Linked DNA regions of Homo sapiens: region 1 is linked to region 2. The links are chromatin loops, found by intact Hi-C in ENCODE. Cell type or tissue: B cell. All regions are shown on one strand.

Evidence for each region. A loop is a pair of places that touch in the nucleus more often than their neighbours do. Peaks named below come from ENCODE experiments on the same cell type or tissue, not always from the same donor. Only the 100,000 strongest peaks of a DNase experiment are listed, where the experiment ranks them.
Region 1: a loop joins it to region 2, with 4 times the contacts of the local background. A loop is called at or near these places in 5 of 110 quality-filtered maps.

The regions. Positions count from the first base shown.
Region 1 is chr7:105,808,400-105,810,899 of GRCh38, reverse strand. The region is part of intron 2 of ATXN7L1 (ataxin 7 like 1); the gene reads left to right. Among named protein-coding and RNA genes, the nearest start is that of ATXN7L1, 67 kb to the left of the region's middle. RefSeq lists enhancers at 1,685-1,794, 1,915-1,984. In B cell, no CTCF peak of the experiment used is centred here; a DNase peak (open chromatin) is centred at 1,489; H3K27ac peaks cover 953 bases.
Region 2 is chr7:105,690,743-105,693,242 of GRCh38, reverse strand. The region is part of intron 3 of ATXN7L1 (ataxin 7 like 1); the gene reads left to right. Among named protein-coding and RNA genes, the nearest start is that of EFCAB10, 110 kb to the right of the region's middle. RefSeq lists enhancers at 1,290-1,965, 1,966-2,500. In B cell, no CTCF peak of the experiment used is centred here; DNase peaks (open chromatin) are centred at 1,102, 2,012 and 2,472; H3K4me3 peaks cover 1,662 bases; H3K27ac peaks cover 1,526 bases.

The DNA of each region.
Region 1 (2,500 bases), 120 kb before region 2:
AACCAACTGCTTCTCCCACCTCCACTTCTGCTGCCCTGATCTGAGCCACCATCACCTAAATTACTATAAAAGCCAAGTATCAGTTCATGTCACTCCTCTGCTCAAAAGCCTGCATAGCTTCCCACACCACTCAGAGTCACTGGCACAGCCTTTCCGCCGCCCCCATGCCATCCCCGGCTTCAGTGCCTCTACGCTGGCTCGCGTTGGCTCCTGCACACAGGCTGGCTTCTTTGCTCTCCCTCATACGTCCTAGGCTCTCCCCTTCTCTGGACCTTTGCACTAGCTCTTCCCTCTGTGCGGAACACCATCCCCTAGATGTGCTCCAGCCTCACAATCTACCTTCTCACCTTCTTCTAGTCTGCTCAGATATCACCTTCTCAGTGGCACCCTTTTTACAATTCCAGCCAGCCTTCCCAGCACCAGTGTTTTGTTTGTTTGTTTTTTTATAACACTTTACCCTTTCTATAGCAGACATTATTGGGAATACTTATTGTTTGTTGTTTGTCTCACCTGCTAGCATGTGATGTCTACAAGGCAAGGGTCTTGCCAGTTTTGGTGACTGGTGTTTCCCAAGGGCCTAGAGCAAGGGAGAGCCAGGACTGGGCCCAGGTCTCCCTGGCTCCAAGGCCATCCTCTTCCTGCTGTGAAAGACCACTCTGAACTATACAAGGGTAGATCTCTCCAACACCACATCTCGTTTATCCTCCCTGCCCCATCTTTTGCCATCTTCCTCAGTGACTTCAGTATCTCTGTGAGCCTACTTGCTAAAATAGAAATTTTAAACTGTACAGAAAGAACATGGTGTTATGTTCAAGAGAATGGAGTCTGGGCTGGGTGTGGTGGCTCACACCTGTAGTCTCAACACTTTGGGAGGCCAAGGCTGGAGGATCATTTGAGTCCTGGAATTCGAGGCCAGCCTGGGCAACATAGTGAGACCTCGTCTCTACAAAAAATTTAAAAAATTAGGTGGATGTGGTGGCATGTGCCTTTCGTCCCAGCTACTTGGGAGGCTGAGTTGGGAGGATCACTTGAGCCCAGGAGGTCAAAGCTACAGTGAGCTATGATAGCATAACTATGCTCTAGCCTGGGCAACAGAGTGAGACCCTGTCTTGGAAAAAAAAAAAAAGGAGTCTGGAGCCACTTACACAGCAGGTAAGCATAGGCACCTCACTTCACCTCCCTTTGCCTCAGTTTCCTCATCTATCAAAAGGAGATAATCATGCCACCTTACCTTGAAGGGTTTCTGTGAGGGCTAAATACGTTAATATATGTAACCACTTACCATGGAAACAGTGAGTACCATGTCAGTATCATTGTAAGGATATATATTTGAACCTTGAGGACACTATGCTAAATGAAATAAGCCAGTCATAAAGGACCAATACTGCCTGATTCCACTGATATGAGGTATCTAAGGCAGTTGACTCGTAGAAGCAGAACATAGAATGGTTGAGTGCCAGGGGCCGGAGGAAGGAGGAAGTGAGGTTGCTGCTCAGTGGGCGTGGAGTTTCAGTAGTGCAAGCTGAGTCAGTTCTAGAGATCTGCTTTACAACAGTGTGCTTATGGTTAACAATACTGTACTATACACTCACAGATGTGTTAAGACAGTAGATCTCATGTTATATGGGGCTTTTTAAACCACAACTTGTTTTTTAAAAAGGATGTAATATATTAGTCACTAACCCTTTGTTTTATTGAATTTTCTCAAGGTTAAGGGACTTACCCAAGTGCTCGCAGCTTATAAAGGAAAGAGGGTGACAAGAATGAAGCCTCTGACTTCCAGGGCTCTTTGTCCTGCTCCAAGTCAGGCATTAGTTCTGTCTGTCAAAATCCAGATTATCAAAGGACCATAGTATAAAAGGGCTCTGCAATATGGGGAGGTGCATCCACGCTTCTTTGGGAGAAACGCCTCACATGTTGGCTTCATAAAACTCTTCTATGCCCCGTAGGTTGGACAATGAGAAATAAATAATCCAGACATTGGTGTTTTTGATAGGTGGTTAGAGCTTCCCCAACAGGGGGAGTAAACAAAAGAACCATCTTAATTTCAAGCTTAGTTAGAACTACGGAAGACTAAAAGTCATTTTTCAAAATGGTGGGTGGTGCCAGGGCTCTATCCCCACCTGGAAGGGGCACTTGATCTGTAAAAGCAGCAAAAATAATTGTGTCTTTTATGTCACTTAGGTAGAAGCTCCTGTCCCAATTAATTCTTATCTCCTCCTCCCTTTATAAATATGCTTGGGCAAAGTGACATCCTAGCAGTTTTTTGTTTTGTTTTCTCTCTTCTTAACAAGGAATTCTCTCTGCTTAGGCATTTTAGGTGCTGATTTTTCTCATGTCCCAGAGATGCTTCTAATTAGTTGATGCTTCCTTCCCATAATAGTTCACCACAGAGAGTGGATTTGGACTGGAGGAGGGAGCAATTTTGTCATCTTATCAAAGTGCCACTGATCAGGTTGGCTTTCCTGAGTGCTCATTCATTTTTCCGCCTCTCTGGAAA
Region 2 (2,500 bases):
TCCAGCCTGGGCAAGAGAGAAACCTTGTCTCTATTTAAAACAAAAACAAAAAAAATTTCTCACTCTTACGTCCACACCCAGGTTCTCTTGGAATTGTTTTCTGAACTCCTCAGGTAACTAAAATTTTATTTGGTTAATTCTCTTGGTCCTACAGTGAGATACTGCTTGATGCACTCTGGGAAAAATGGAAAAGCCTGTTAAAATAAGCAATTTAAGAAGTGTTTCTGCTGGGCATGACGGCTCATGCTTGTAATCCCAGTGCTTTGGAAGGCCAAAGCAGGAGGATCGCTTGAGGCCAGGAGTTTGAGACCAGCCTGGTGGCAAGACTCCGTGTCTACAAAAGATTTAAAAATTAGCCAAGGGCAGTGGTGCGGCTCCTTAGGAGGCTGAATCGGGAGGATCGCTTGAGCCCAGGAATTCAAGGATGCAGTGAGCTCTGATGGCACCACTGCACTTCAGCCTGGGTGGCAGAGCAAAAGGTCTCTAAAAAAGAAAGAGCTGGGTGCGGTGGCTCATACCTGTAATCCCAGCACTCTGGGAGGCTGAGACGGGTTGATCGCTTGAGGTCAGGAGTTCGAGACCAGCCTGGCCAACATGGCAAAACTCCATCTCTACCAAAAATACAAAAACTAGCCAGGCGTAGTGGTGCATGCCTGTAATCCCAGCTACTTAGGAGGCTGTGGCAGGAGAATTGCTTGAACCCAGGAGGCAGAGGTTGCAGTGAGCCAAGATAGCGCCATTGCACTCCAGCCTGGGTGACAGAGCCAGACTCCATCTCAAAAAAAGAAGGAAGGAAGGGAGGGAGGGAGGGAGGGAGGAAGGAAGGAAGGAAGGAAGGAAGGAAGGAAGGAAGGAAGGAAGGAAGGAAGGAAAGAAAGAAATTCATCCAGCATGTCCCTTTCTTCTCCTATGGGATTTACCAACTGACAAATTCTAGTGCTCCTGCCATCACCCCCACATGTGCAGCAAAGCCTCCACATTTGCAAAATCTAAGTCAATCTCTAAAAGATGCTTCGAGGAAGCACCCAGTTCCTTCTGCTAATAACCGCAGTGTGTCATGTGACACCTCCCCCTCCCCCAACCAGTTCTCTCTGAAAACTACCCACCCACCCCACCAATAAAGTAGCATGACGTCTGTCCTTCAGCTGCCAATATCTACATTTCCTTCAAGGTGGTAATCTTTTGCTTTTGTAATTTAAGTTCTTTTTTATTCGTAATTGTTACCCAATTGCTTTGGGGCTTGCATAAACAGTTAACAAAAACACCCGCACGAGGCAGCCGGTTCGCTTTCTGTGCTTGTTGTTCTTGGCACTGGGTCAGTTCTATGAACTTCTGGTGTCCAACTGGTAGGACCTGAAACTCCGTGTTTAACAAGTGCGTGTAGTCAAAACAGTTGGCGTGTGCAAGCGCGGATAGCTGGTATTGACTGCAGCTGGTCAGCCGTCGGGCTGTGCACCGTGCAGAATACCGTATCACGTTGCTCTGTTTGGGGCTGGGCTTTTGTTGTTGTTTAGTCGTTGCGATTTTTTTCCCTCCTTTTTCTTTCTCTCTCTCTCTCTTTTTTTTTTTCTTTTTTTTTTTTTTACTGACATCCGTGCTAATGTGGATCGCTTCAGGTTCCAAAAGTACAACATGTTTACAGTCGTCGTAGCATCAGATTAAGTTGGCAGCCTGAGTCTCTCTGTAAGTGGTTTTAGTTTACATTTCTTCTTCTAGCAGGATGTTTTGCATAATTTTGCTGATCCTAGGTTATTTATAGACTTTTTTTTGAAGAAACGGGGATGCATAAGAGTTTCTGTTCCAACTGTGGAAAGTGAAATTTGTTTCTCCACTTAGAGAAACGGCGGTGTATGTGCAGCAGAGGGTTATTTTAGCTCTTGATGATTAATTTCTTAGGGGTCACTTAATAACGTTCCCGAGAGTCCTAGGACGTGTTGTTTTCCTTTAGTCGTTCACAAACGGAGTAAAATGAAAGTAATGATGCCATTTCCTCTGGGGCGCTCCTCGAGGGTGGATGCAGTGATTGGGTATTGTTTCAAACGTCTGAAATGAGTTTACAGCGGTTGTTTTGTCAAACTCCTGGGAGCAGTGGCATTTGGTGACCCAAAACATGCCCAAGGGCTGGTCTGCAGGACTCAGAGTCACGGGGGAGGGGGACGGAGGAAGAACAGACACAGGGAAGTTACTGGACCTTAGTTTGTCCCCACCTAAATGACAGTGATATGCAGACATTTATAACATTTTTAAAAGGATGATTGACTGCAAGATGGCATATGGGCTCATGCTTTATCTGTGTGATTTTCTGGCCTGGTGGTAGCATCTTTGGGGGCCCGTGTGCATGTTTGAGTAAGAACTAAAGCTTAGCGAAAACACTAAGCCGGAATTAGCACTCTATAAAAGGGTTTCCCGTAATATTTACTAGAACAGTTGGCTAAAAATTGCCGTGCTTGTCCCACTGAATGGCTGTGTAATTAAATCAGCCCTTGATATCGTACCTTGA